Linked DNA regions of Homo sapiens: region 1 is linked to region 2. The links are chromatin contacts, found by Hi-C or POLR2A ChIA-PET in ENCODE. All regions are on one chromosome and are shown on one strand. The core of a region is the stretch at or near the end of the contact, and the rest is flanking DNA. Distances in the headings are between cores, read along the strand shown.

The links. Hi-C counts contacts between places; a loop is a spot of excess contacts on that map. ChIA-PET counts read pairs that join two places held with the same protein, here RNA polymerase II (POLR2A). Pooled maps may share reads with other maps.
Region 1: a map of HepG2 shows a loop between it and region 2 (2.6-fold over the local background). The contact joins the promoter of MUC8 here to the enhancer-like site in region 2. A Hi-C loop is called at or near these places in 12 of 168 maps with a recorded cell type or tissue (B cell, CD4-positive, alpha-beta T cell, CD4-positive, alpha-beta memory T cell and 6 more), 23 of 37 single-sample maps with no recorded cell type and 15 of 50 pooled maps. POLR2A ChIA-PET finds 5 or more read pairs at or near these places in 13 of 52 experiments (B cell, CD4-positive, alpha-beta T cell, CD4-positive, alpha-beta memory T cell and 10 more).

What each region holds. Positions count from the first base shown.
Region 1 is chr12:132,472,640-132,479,783 of GRCh38, forward strand. It overlaps MUC8 (mucin 8), which reads right to left and starts at 1,948. Exons shown (of 8, transcript XM_047429967.1): 1 at 1,301-1,948; 2 at 772-864; 3 at 609-770; 4 at 569-607; 5 at 529-567; 6 at 489-527; 7 at 245-487; 8 at 1-243. The coding sequence starts at 1,717. The coding sequence ends at 109. RefSeq lists an enhancer at 7,028-7,144.
Region 2 is chr12:132,423,839-132,430,381 of GRCh38, forward strand. LOC105370092 reads right to left here. Exons shown (of 4, transcript XM_047429966.1): 4 at 669-6,543. Among named protein-coding and RNA genes, the nearest start is that of MUC8, 47 kb to the right of the region's middle. RefSeq lists an enhancer at 4,837-5,371. Within about 2 kb of position 5,258, at least 8 of the 41 ENCODE cell types and tissues checked have a DNase peak (open chromatin) inside an H3K27ac peak, as active enhancers do; they include B cell and body of pancreas, where a contact is called at or near this core.

The sequences.
Region 1 (7,144 bases), core at 698-3,197, 45 kb after region 2:
CGCCTGCAGTTCTGGGGCTCAAGCACAGGGTGCCCTGCCAGGGAAGGTGCGGCAGGAGATCCAGCCCCTCCACCAAAGCCTGCCTGGAGAGAGAGGAGGGCCTGTTCCTCATCTTTCTTCTGATTTACACAAAGGCACGATGTGGGCCGGCAGGAGACCTGAACCCGGGGTCCCTTCCTGGAAAGTGCGTGGGCAGCTCGTGAACCCGGTGTCCCCTCCTGGAGAGGACGTGGGCAGCTCGTGGACCCGGGTCCCTTCCTGGAGAGGACGTGGGCAGCTCGTGAACCCGGTGTCCCCTCCTGGAGAGGGCGTGGGCAGCTCGTGAACCCGGTGTCCCCTCCTGGAGAGGACGTGGGCAGCTCGTGAACCCGGTGTCCCCTCCTGGAGAGGACGTGGGCAGCTCGTGAACCCGGGGTCCCTTCCTGGAGAGGGCGTGGGCAGCTCGTGAACCCGGTGTCCCCTCCTGGAGAGCGCGTGGGCAGTTCGTGGACCCGGGTCCCTTCCTGGAGAGGACGTGGGCAGCTCGTGGACCCGGGTCCCTTCCTGGAGACGACGTGGGCAGCTCGTGGACCCGGGTCCCCTCCTGGAGAGGGCGTGGGCAGTTCGTGGACCCGGGTCCCTTCCTGGAGAGGACGTGGGCAGCTCATGAACCCGGGGTCCCTTCCTGGAGAGGGCGTGGGCAGCTCGTGAACCCGGTGTCCCCTCCTGGAGAGGACGTGGGCAGCTCGTGAACCCGGGGTCCCTTCCTGGAGAGGACGTGGGCAGTTCGTGGACCCGGGTCCCTTCCTGGAGAGGACGTGGGCAGCTCGTGGACCCGGGGTCCCTTCCTGGAGAGGACGTGGGCAGCTCGTGAACCCGGGGTCCCTTCCTGGAGAGGACGTGGGCAGCTCGTGGACCCGGGTCCCTTCCTGGAGAGGACGTGGGCAGCTCGTGGACCCGGGTCCCTTCCTGGAGACGACGTGGGCAGCTCGTGAACCCGGGGTCCCTTCCTGGAGAGGACGTGGGCAGCTCGTGAACCCGGGGTCCCCTCCTGGAGAGGACGTGGGCAGCTCGTGAACCCGGGGTCCCTTCCTGGAGAGGACGTGGGCAGCTCGTGAACCCGGGGTCCCTTCCTGGAGAGGACGTGGGCAGCTCGTGGACCCGGGTCCCTTCCTGGAGAGGACGTGGGCAGCTCGTGGACCCGGGTCCCTTCCTGGAGACGACGTGGGCAGCTCGTGGACCCGGGTCCCCTCCTGGAGAGGGCGTGGGCAGTTCGTGGACCTGGGTCCCTTCCTGGAGAGGACGTGGGCAGCTCGTGAACCCGGTGTCCCCTCCTGGAGAGGACGTGGGCAGCTCGTGAACCCGGGGTCCCTTCCTGGAAAGGGCGTGGGCAGCTCATGAACCCGGTGTCCCCTCCTGGAGAGGACGTGGGCAGCTCGTGAACCCGGTGTCCCCTCCTGGAGAGGGCGTGGGCAGCTCGTGAACCCGGTGTCCCCTCCTGGAGAGGACGTGGGCAGCTCGTGGACCCGGGTCCCTTCCTGGAGAGGACGTGGGCAGCTCGTGGACCCGGGTCCCTTCCTGGAGAGGACGTGGGCAGCTCGTGGTGGACGTGCACTGGTTCCGTCAGGGCTGGCATCATTTGCTGCAGGAACAAACAGCCCCAAAACGGAGCCACTCGCAGCCACACAGGCTCACTGCTCACCCACGTTAGGATTTGCGGGGCTCTGGTCCACTTCATCCCCTGCCGCCAGGCCCCAGGCCTGGGCGGCCTCCCTCTCACCGCGCCTGGGTGGGTTTGCCCGTCCTCAGGGCTGTGGCCTGGCTGCGCTCCTGGAAGCCGGGGCCCCGTGTATCTCCCTGATTCCCCGGTGGGCGTCCAGCAGAGGCCGGTCAGGGCAAGAATGCCCGACCCTCAGGGTCCTCCTCAGAGTCGCTGCGGGATCACTTAGGCGCCTCCGGAAACAACACTGTCTTTGCACTGGAATTTTCAAAACAAGACTGCCCTTCCCCTCCCTCCGCGGTGCCCTTCCCCTCCCTCCGCGGTGACCCCGCCCCCTCCTCCGCGGTGACCCCGCCCCCTCCTCCGCGGTGACCCCGCCCCTTCCTCCGCGGTGACCCCGCCCCTTCCTCCGCGGTGACCCCGCCCCCTCCTCCGCGGTGACCCCCGCCCCCTCCTCCGCGGTGACCCCACCCCTTCCTCCGCGGTGACCCCGCCCCCTCCTCCGCGGTGACCCCCGCCCCCTCCTCCGCGGTGACCCCACCCCTTCCTCCGCGGTGACCCCGCCCCCTCCTCCGCGGTGACCCCGCCCCTTCCTCCGCGGTGACCCCGCACCCCCCGCGGTGCCCCTCCCCCTCCCTCCGCGGTGACCCCGCCCCTTCCTCCGCGGTGACCCCGCCCCCCTCCTCCGCGGTGACCCCGCCCCTTCCTCCGCGGTGACCCGCCCCCCCTCCGCGGTGACCCCACCCCTTCCTCCGCGGTGACCCCGCCCCCTCCTCCGCGGTGACCCCACCCCTTCCTCCGCGGTGACCCCGCCCCCCCTCCGCGGTGACCCCGCCCCTTCCTCCGCGGTGACCCCGCCCCCTCCTCCGCGGTGACCCCACCCCTTCCTCCGCGGTGACCCCGCCCCCTTCCTCCGCGGTGACCCCCCCGCCCCCTCTCTCCCCGGTGAACCCTCCCCCTCCCTCCGCGGTGAACCCTCCCCCCCCCGCGGTGAACCCTCCCCCTCCCTCCGCGGTGCCCCTCCCCCTCCCTCCGCGGTGACCCCGCCCCCTCCCTCCGCGGTGACCCCGCCCCCCTCCTCCGCGGTGACCCCGCCCCTTCCTCCGCGGTAACCCCTTAGAAGCTCTAAATGGCGCTGATGTGTGTTCTTAGGAATATGTTCTCAACCTTCAAAGCTCAAAAGGCTCACGTGATGGTGTCTAAGCAACGTGTGCGCATCCGTGAGGACGTGGTATCTGCATCCGGGTGGCCGGCGTGTCCCTCTAGAAACGAACAGGCCCCTCCCGTCCTCCATGGCGATGTGGCCCAGGCACACCCTCATCAGCACTGCAGGCCCCGGCATCTGAGCAGCCATCCCTGCAGGAAGCCCCTGAGGCTTGGGGTGGCCATTGCCGCCACATGGTCCTGCCAGCCTCACTGCAGGTCTCCTGCCTGCGGCTTTGGCGTGTCCACCACACTCAGCTACCGTGCAGGTCTCTTCAGGCCACCACAACAAACGACACAGGCCAGCGGCTCAAACCACACGCACCCGTCGCCCACCCCGGAGGCTGGGGCACCCGTCGCCCACCCCGGAGGCTGGAAGTCTCCACCCTGGGGCCGGCAGGGCAGGTTCATCCTGTGCCTCCCTCCTTGGCCGGCAGTCGGTGTCTCCTCTGTGCGTTCACCTGGTGGCCCCCTGTGCCTGTCTGCATCCTTACCTCTTCCTTGTCCTTCACGGGCTGGTCATCACGAGCCAGTTATCACCAGCCAGTTATCACGGCCGGTCATCACGGGCGGTCATCACGGGTGGTCATCACGAGCCAGTTATCACCAGCCAGTTATCACGGGCCGGTCATCACGGGCGGTCATCACGGGTGGTCATCACGAGCCAGTTATCACGGGCCAGTCATCATGGGCCGGTCATCACGAGCCAGTTATCACCAGCCAGTTATCACAGGCCGGTCATCACGGGCGGTCGTCACTCTCAAAGCCGCTCTCCGGGGCCTTTTCCTCCCTGATCGCCTCTTCGTATTGTGTCACCCATGGGACTGGATCAGGGTCCACCCCAACAACCTCGCTTTACCTTGACACCCTCATTAAAGACCCCTTTATGCAGTCACATCCTGAGGTCGTGGGGGTGGGACTTCAGCATGTGGATTTGTGGGGGACACAGCCCAGCCATCACAGCTCCCGAGCCCACATCTCCTCGGAGCCCCTGGCGGCCCCCCAGGAGTCCCCTCACCCACGTGCTCAGAACTGAACTGGGGACTTCTGGTCCATGTCCAGCAGAACCTGACTCCATCGCGGTCTCCAATGCCCATGCCGGACACCCCACGGCCCTTGTCCTGTGATCCCGAACCTCACGGCTGCCGCCCCCCTCACGGACCGTGCAGCCTCTGACCCCACAAGTCTTCCTGAAGAGGTCCTCAGACTCGCAGCTATGCAGACCAGGCTGTCCCCGCACCCTGCGCCCTGGCAGGAGCCCCCAGAGGCCAGGACGGCTGGAGTCCCCCCAGCTTCCATCACTGTCCAGTTCTCCCCAGCCTGCCCTCTCCTTCCTCAGACACATTCACCCCATGACACCTGGCCTGTTGGAAACAACCCAGCCCTGAGCTGCCCTCAGTGCTTCCGGCCCCTCATGGGATGCAGCTTCCCCACCAGCCCCCAGGCTGGGCTGCACCCCTCCTACCACCGGCCCCTAGGCTGAGCTACACCCCTCCCAACGCTGACCCGGCCGCACCTTCCTCCTCCCTCCAGGTGGCTCCCGGCTCCACTGGCCTCCCCAGCTCTGGGCCTCTCTGCAGGGCCCCCTCACCCCGAGTGCCTCCTCCAGGGGAAGCCCTGGAACGCACAGATCAGATCGGCTCCTACCCCTGAGCTTCCCTCCCCAGCCCTGCTGCAGCTGCTGCGGTTTGCTTGGGTGGGGCCTGTGCCCCGGGTCAGCGTCCACCCCCTGCACGCCGCAGAGGTTCTCCAAGTCCCTGCAGAACCAAGGGCCAATTTGCAGCCTGACCACACTGCAGCTGTCACACAGCCTGGTGGAGCAGTGACGTTTGGGCTGATTGTGGTGGCTCCTCCCAGGTTGGGAGCCTCAAAGTGCCCTCCCATCCCCCACCCCTCCCCCACCACAGCTGAGGCACTAGGAGGTCCTCCCCAATCATGATCACCAAGATGCATCCCCAACTGTCCTCTCACCCCACCTGCATCTCTCTCCCCTGCCTCCTCAGTGGGCTAGCCTGGGCTCCTCCCAGGATCAGTGGGCTAGCCTGGGTGTGTCCTCTTGGGATCAGTGGGCTAGCCTGGGTGTGTCCTCTTGGGATCAGTGGGCTAGCCTGGGTGTGTCCTTTTGGGGCCAGTGGACTAGCCTGGGCGCATCCTCCTGGGATCAGTGTCTGGAGTTGGGCTCGTGATAGGTTCACAATCACTTCCATCCCTTCTGTGAAGCACCACAGCTGGCCAGACCCTGAGGTAGGGGTGAGAGAGGCCGAGGTGGGGGTGAGAGAGGCCGCCACCCCCAGCACTCTCCTGCCCCACAGCCTGAGGATCTGCCTGGGCCGTGCACCTCGGGGGCCCTGGGCTCCATCCACTACATGTGGTGCTCAGCCGGGGGCTGATTCTTGAGCTCTGGCCCTGGGGATTCCCCTTCTGGATACACCTTTTCCTCTTTCCTGACTGCACAACCCCACACAAGTCAGGGCATTCTGAATTGTGACAGAAAAGGCAACAAAAGTGGTTGAAGCCAAGGGAGAAATTAGTGACTCACATAACCAGGACGTCCTGGAGTGGGTGGCTTCAGGTCTAGCTGGATCCAGGGGCTCAAAGGACGTCATGGGGGCCTTGCTTCTGTCTCCCTCTCACCTTCACTCTTGGAGTCAGCTCCACTCTCAGACCAGCTCACCCTTCCCGCACGATGCCCACAGGGGCCTGGTTTCTATCCTCCCAGGAAACATTCTCCCCAGGAGCCTCCAGGAGGAACCTCCTGGCCCACACCTTGATCTGGGCCTCATGAGCACCGTCCAGAGGCCACCCCCCTCGAGGTATCCCACGCACCAGGCCGCCCCCCTCGAGGTATCCCACGCACCAGGCCGCCCCCCTCGAGGTATCCCACGCACCAGGCCGCCCCCCTCGCGGTATCCCACACACCAGGTTCTCTGCTGGGAACCGTTTTCTTCACGCCACTCATGTGAGCAGCTCCCTGTGCACCAGGTGATGTTCCAGCCGCGGGGGTCAGCAGTGAAGGGACAGTGTCCCCGGGGCTCACGGTGTAGTGCAGGCAGCACTACACCAGTGAGAGCCACCATCGGTCTTGTGGGCACCAGCGTGGGGCAAGGTGACCTGATGCCACCCTGAGGAGCCCTGCCATGCCCCTCCGAGAAGGCATGAGTGGAAGCTGCCAGCAAGGAGAGAACACAGGCAGAGGCCCCGAGGCAGAAGCCGCTCTGAGGCGGGGATGCAGGGTGGGCAGGGGTGGAGAGAGTGCCCAGAGTTGGTGGGGGGGGGGGTGTCCCAGGACTCAGGCCGCACTGGGAGTTGGCATGTGCTTCTGAGGATGCCCGTCTATCTGTGCAGGCCACGGGGCACCATCCAGCCCGGCAGGAGCAATGCTCTCAGAAGGGAACCTGCGTTGTATGACTCACAACCTCCCAGACCTGCCTTAGGAATGAAATTCAGACCTCCAAACTGACGAGGCCACAGGAGGCTGGAGTGGGCCAGAGTGGACTGTAGGAGGCAGGAGTGAGCCGCAGGGGGCAAGAGTGGGCCGCAGGAGGCCGGAGTGGACCACAGGAGGCTGGAGTGGGCCAGAGTGGGCCGCAGGAGGCCGGAGTGGACCCTTCCTTGTGTCGCCTGCACGGCGGGCTGCTCTTCTCACTTACGCTCCTGATGCAGGGATTGCAGCCGCCTGTCGCTGGAACACCATCTCCCTTCCTGCAGCTGCCGTAATGAACCACCACACACTGGGCTGTTTAAAACCACACACTTACCTTCTCATAGCCTGAAGTCCCAGAGGGGCTCCTGGGGCTGACGTGGAGGTGTGGGCAGGCCGGGTTCCTCTGCAGGCTGTGGGAGGGTCCCACCCTTGAATCTTCCAGCGTCCGGAGGGTGCCGAGCCTCCCACAAGGACGCTTGTGAACACATCCAGGGCCGCCTGGACCATGCAGGGCTCCGTCACCATCTCAAGATCTTCAGCTCAACCATATCCACCAAGTCTCCTCACCACGGAAGGTGCTACATCCCAGGCTCCTGGGACCGGGCATGGAGCTCCCGGAGCCCAAGGCTGGTCCCCACGGCCTCAGCATCCTCCCTCAATGCCCTGAACAGGCTGGTGAGGGTTCAGGCCTGCACCTCCGGCTGTGGCTCTCAGCTCTGCCTCACTTCCCAAACAGCCAGGAACAAGTCCTGTTGGAAACACTCCCCTACTGCCCTCCAAGTGAGCCCCCATGCTGGTCAGGTACAGGCCACCCCTGC
Region 2 (6,543 bases), core at 4,008-6,507:
CCCTGATGTGTGCGTGACTCAGAAGGGCGGCTGCACCTCTAAGTTACTGTCACAGCAGAGACCTCCCCTGGGCGAGGCAACTGGATCCACAGAGAGAACATGGGCTGCCCTCCAGAAAGCACCTCCTGCCCGCGGGGCACGCGGAAAAGGCCCAGCAGTTTCCCTTCCCAGGGCGGGAGCTACGCATCCAGGACCCAGCTGCAGACCCACAAGGGCCTGGGCTGCGGGATCCCCAGGCCAGTGACCTCCACCCTCGCCTAATTGTCCCAGCTGCGTCTCCTTCACGCCTAGTTAGATTTTGTTGTAAAGAGATAAAAGGCTGTTACTTTGTATCAGCAAGGCGTCTTTTTCTGCAGGACTGAGTTCACGAAAGGGGAAGGCGGTGGGCGGGGGAGTAGAAGGAAGCGGGGGCCGTTAATAGACTTTGGAATAAAATCCTGACAGACTCAAATTGATTCTGCAGCCTGAGAAAAATGGAGTGCAGAGGAAATGAGATTTATGCGCTGTTAACTCTGCAACTGCCTCTCAGTGTCTGCACCAAAGGCTGTTAAAATGGTGATCTTTAGTCACGTATGGAAATTGTGTGTGAAGAGACGGATGAACCGTCCAGGAGCAGGCTCCTTCCACGCCGTGTCTTATACACAGTGATATTATTATCAATGACATAATGCATTATGGGTGTAATTTAATCCGAGCATCTAAAGGTACACGCAAACCAAAGGTTCCTGGCACATGTTCCACGCCTGTGATTACCAGAGAACTCTGGGGGCTGTGAAGACAGTGGCGGGCCCATCAGTCACTGGCGCCTAGTGGGCTGTGGGGGTCTCACCTCTCCCAGCTTGGGGTGGGGAGGGCTGGACCCACTTTTACTCACACGCCAGCCCCGATCCAGGACACTGCTCAGGAGACCAGGCCCTCCCTCGGGGACAGGGCCCTGGGGGATCGTCAACTCCTTCCACAGCAGGGCAGAGCTGTGCCCACCCTGCCACGACCAGCTCCTCCACAGATGCCTCCTGTGGTGTTTCTTGTCATTGCTTCTGGGGGACCTAGGAGTAAGGTGTTCTGGACATCGCTGAGAAACAGCCCTGGGCCCCACTCCCCTCATTGGAGAGGCAGAGCCCTATTCATGCTTGAGGGAGTGTATCAGTCAGGCTGGGCTTGGCTGGGCTGTGTAACAAACAGCCCCACACCACAGCAGCTGAGCACTTCACAGATGCATGTCTTTCTCACATGTGTGTCCAGCGTGGGCCAGCAGGTGCCTTTGCTCTTTGTCATCACTGGGGGACAGGGACCCAGGTGTCAACACACATCCACAATCCCCAAAGCAGGAAGCATCATGAACTCGTGTTTAAAGGCTAGAATTTCATTGGCCAAAGCAGGTCACATGGCCGGGCCTAACTTGGAGAGAGAGGGAAAGCATAATCCTAAATGCGTCTGGAAAAGGAGGCCAAAATATTAGTGGGCGGCGCCACTGACTTCCACGTCTGCCTTCTGGACTAATCGACTGTGTTCACTCCCCGTCATGGCTCCCCAGGTGAGACGACCCCAAATCACAGCCATATCGGGTCTGGGTGACCCCAGACACCTCTTCACCGGAGACTCACAGACTGAAGAGATTGGTCATTGCCTCCCTCATGCTCGGTGCACAGTGGGTGGCAGGGAATGGACATGATGGCCCCAGCAGCAGGGAGAGAGAGAAGGGAGATGGCGGCAGTCGCTGGTCCACAGAGGACCTGAAACCCCCGGGAAGGCCCCTGAGCACCCACCCTGGTGCTGGTCCACGCTCCCTCACTCAGTCCAGATTCAGTTCCTACCTGAAGGTCACCTCCCTTTCTGCCATCCTCCGAGGCCCCTGGCTCTGCCCTCCGAGAGGTTTCTGATTCCTCCATGACCCTTCTCGGCCAGTACGAGGTGGGTACCCAGGACACGCCTTCCTTGGGGCCGGTGAGTCTTCGCCGCCCACCTCCTGGTCGCAGGAGTTAGTGGTGGTTTGCATTAACGCACACGTTTCTCTTGTAGACTGAGTGGGTGCCATCCTGTCATCGCGACTCTCTCGAGACCCCAGGAGCTTTCTCATCTCTGGCTTCAGCCAGCTCCACATGCAGCAGCCACCCCTGCAGCTCCTCCGCCATCGACCTTCCCAGGGCCACAAAGCCTTCCGCCCATGCCGATGGCTCAGCTGAGTTTCAGGGACGTCATCCTCCTCTCCCTACCTGGTCACTTTCCCCTGCGCCGTTTTGTCCAAGTGAAAATCACCATGCCCACATGGCACCTTCACCATGAGACGCCTCGATGCACGGGAGATGAACAAGGCTGTGACGCCGTGCCCTGCTTGAGACTTTTGTCAGTGCACTTTCTTGATCACTTGGAGTCTACAGTCAGCCGGCTCTTCCAGCTTTCTGGGAGTGTCATATTTTGAAATCTCCTTGTTCACTTTCACGCCTGCTGGCAGGATGGACAATTCCTGTCTGGGTCTGGCTCCTCAAAAGATCTCACTGGCATGTCTGCCGACGTGCGATTTTCCAGCCTTTCCCTAGAGCTGCGGTTTCGTCAGGTTCATGGTCCAACTTCCAAGTTGCCGAGTCCAGTCTGACCGAGTGTTCCACACCGAGTGTGCTCCGGCCTCTGCCCCGCCTTCTCTCTGTCCTCCACGTGAGCAGGACACGTGCTCCAGGTGCCCTGTGGCTGCGGCAGCACCTCATTTCTTGGAGCTGGTTTCTGCGCTGTCAGGATTGCTTGGTTCTGCTGCTCTAACAAACAGTCCCCAGACTCAGTGCCTTCAATGGCGAAGGCGTATCTCTCACTCAGGCAACTGCTCTCACACGTCCTCAGGGGACCTGCTGTTTGTCCTCACTCAGGGATGCAGGTGGAGGAATGATCTGTTTGACACACCTTTCTGCGAGGACTCAGTTGGCCAGAGGAGATGTGGCGAAACGCGCTGGGCGGGGGAGGCCTCTGCCGGGGTGGACCGGGGCACCTGCTCACATTCCCGCAGCAACGCAGGCTCAGGCTCACGCTTGGATTTGCCCTCCACTCCTGCGGTTTACTCCTTGAACAAATGTTTGCTGAGACTCCACCGTGTGTCAGACACTGCTCTAGGCCCTGGGGGTGCTGCAGGGGAGAGAGAAGACACAGGAGAACCCTGCTTTTGTGGAGTGTGCGTCCCAGTGGCAGCGGGGGTAGGTTGACAGCTGGAAGGGCCCGATGCTGATGAATCCTGCAGAGACAAATAAGCAGGAGCGGCAGGGACACGGGAGGAATCTGAGGCTAAGCAGAGAGATCAGGGAGGGGCTCACTGAGAAGCTGATGTTGGAAGGCGTGAGGGAGCAGCATCTCAGGCAGAGGGAACCTCCTGTGCAAACACAGTGGGAATGTTCAGGAAACTGCCCCATGTGGCTCAAGGCCAGGAAGCAAGGAAAGAGCAGGCGGTGGCCAGGGGGTGACGAACGGGGCGGGGCCTGGGGCGGGTGGCCGGGGGGTGACGAACGGAGCAGGGCCTGGGGCGGGTGGCCGGTGGGGGGGTGATGAACGGGGCGGGGCCTGGGGTGGGTGGCGGGGGGGGGTGACGAACGGGGCGGGGCCTGGGGCTGGTGGCCGGGGGGTGATGAATGGTTCAAGGCCTGTTGGGGGGGTGATGAACAGGGCAGGCCTGGGGAGCAGGCAGTGGCCAGGGGGTGACGAACAGTGCAGGGCCTGGGGTGGGTGGCTGGGAGGTGACAAATGGGGCAGGGCCTGGGGCTGTTGAGACACTAGGAGCCATGAGCAGGGAAGTGCTGTGAGCTGATCTGGTCTTGACATAATCATGCTGGCTGGGAGGAGAGGGCGGGGTGAGCCTGCGGCATCTACTGACTCCAGCATCACAAAGGGTCCCACACTTGGCAGCTGAAAACAGCACACACTTATCAGCTCCCATTTTCCTTAGATCAAGGATCAGGTATGGCTTGGCTGGATCCGCAGGCTCAGGGTCTCACAGGCTGCAATCCGGACTCAGCTGGGCAGGGGTCTCATCTCCCATGGGGAAGAAATGGCTCCGAGCTCAGGCATGTAGTTCTGGGCGGGATTCAGTTCTTCAGGGCCTCAGCTCCTCACTGGCGTTTAGCTGGAAGCCGCCCTCAGTCTCTTGCCCCATGGCAGCTCTCGGCACAGCCACTGGTTTCACCAGACCGTGGGAGAGGGTGAGAGGGATGAGCAAGATAGACCAGGGTCTTTCCGCGACCAGATTTGGAAGTGACACCCCATTGCTTTTGCCATTTTCTATTCATTTGAGATAAACCACAGGTCCCGCACATGCTCAAGGGAGGGAGCGCACAAGGACTGAGCACCAGCAGGGGCACCACGGGCCGTGTGAGGCTGCCCCATAGAGGGCGAGAGCAGCAGCTGCTGGCTACTGCACCAGTCCAGGCCGGAGACAGCAGTGTCTCGGACCAGGTGGCCGGGGTGGAGGCCGTGAGAAGCCATCGGATGCTGGGTACTTGCAGACAACAGGATCTGCTTCAGGCTGGGAGGAGAAGAGCCGCGCCTTGGCCTTCACCTGAAGGGGGCTGCCGTCACCTGAGATGGGGCAGCCGTGACCCATGACCTGAGATGGGGCAGCCCAGCTCCACTCTAGACAGGGTCCCTCCCGTGCCCTGGGACCTTCCTCCCAGTAGAAGGTGAGGAGAGCGTGGTGGGAAACGCAGAAGGCTTGTGAGCAGCGGGCAGGGCAGACAGTCCTCACGGGGAGACACCCCACGCCCAGCTCCAGCCACCCACCCGGGGCACAGCGGCCTGCCTGTTGTCACTACCAAGCTCGCCACCACATGAAGGGGCTGCCCCTGCTGGGAAGCCCTGCCAGCCCCAGAACCACCAACCCTCCCATTAATCCGCTTTAAACCCACGACGAGGTGGGGGCCCGTAAGCAGCTTTTCAGGTGAGAGACAATGTCCCCACGCAGCGCGTTGCCCAGGAGACCGCAGGGCTGAGCTGCAGGCTGAAGTCGGCCCGCTGTGTTTACGCTTCCGTATGTGTTCACCCTGCTCCACCCCAGGCCCAGGAGGGATTCAGAGGCTGAATTCCTGAGAGCACAAGAGCACAAAGAAAAACTCATGTGGGCAAACGCAGACAGGGAATTCGCTGTCAGTCCCAGTTTCCCCACGTACCTTTCGGCTCAAAATACTCCCTGATCTGCTCATCCCAACAGGTCCCAGAAGGGAGCAGAGCCAACAGCCAGCCTGGGAAGGCGCCAACTCAGACAGAAACTGATCCAAGCCCTCGTCTCTGTTCTCGCAGATGGCCTGGGAAAGGAAACCTGTCCGAAACCTGCCTGCGAGTCCCATCTGACAGCTGCCAACGGCAGCCACCCTCCTCCCTCCCTGACCACACGGCCTCTTCCCGACGGTGACGCTCAAGCTCCTACCCCACGCCCTGTGACTTGCCGACTTGCCCACCTCCCCACCTCCCGCCCACTTCCCCATTTTCACACATGAGGGTTCTCCCATCCTCAGGCCTCAGCTCAGATGTCCTTTCCATGGGGCCTGTGGGAAGCAGCCACCTGCGGCCACTCTCCCTCTCCCAGGGCACTGGTCACTTCCTGAAACCCGCTCCTGGCCCTCGCCCGTCTCCCTCCCCAGGCTGGAAGTTCCCAGGTCCCAGGCCTTGAATTTCCCCAACAGCCCCTGTGGCCCTGCCCACAACAGGAAACCGCGGGAAGGCAGCAGAGCCCAGGGTGCTCCTGTGGGATGCCTGCCTGACAGCGGGGCTCAGGCAGGGACCCTGATGGGCTGCAGCCCCTCAGCAGCCTGCGTCCTCTGGGCCTGGGGGAGCCACTGGTGTCAGGAGCCTGCGGGTGGACTCTGGACAGGAACCTGGAATTCCCTAGTTCCTGGGAGGCAGCCACCAGATGACAGCGTAGGCACGTCCTTGCCCGCCCCCTCCAGCACAGCCCCCAACCCCGAGAGGACTGGGCAGATGGCCAAGAAGGGGAAGGTGCCCTCCCCCATCCTGAGCAGGCGGCCATGAGGCCTTGGCAGACCTCCCACCCTGGAACTGGGCCGCTGGAGCCTGGGGTAAGACATGTGGAAGGGCCTCGGCTCCTCGTGCCTGGCACTCAACACACCTGAGCACACCTGCAGACACCTAGGCACATCGGCACACACCTGGGCACACCTGCACACACCTGGGAACCTCTGCGCACACCTGAGCACACCTGCACACACTGGAGCACACCTGCACACACATGGGCATACCTGCACACACTGGAACACACCTATGCACACCTGCACACACCTGCAACGCTCATCGTCCCTATGTGACCTGGAGCAAGTTATCTAACCTCTTGGTGCCTGAGCTTCCTTATCTGTAAGGTGATAGTGATGATGCCCCCCCCCAGAGAGCTGTCATGAGAATGAAATGAGGTGACGCCCTTACAGGTGTGTAAGGGCGATACCTGGCACACTGTGGGGCCATCTGAGGGTTGCTCATCATCCCCCATCCCGGGAGCTTGCCACCGTGCCCGGGTGTGCAGCCCACAGACAGCTGCAGCTGCCATGGTCACATGAGATCACA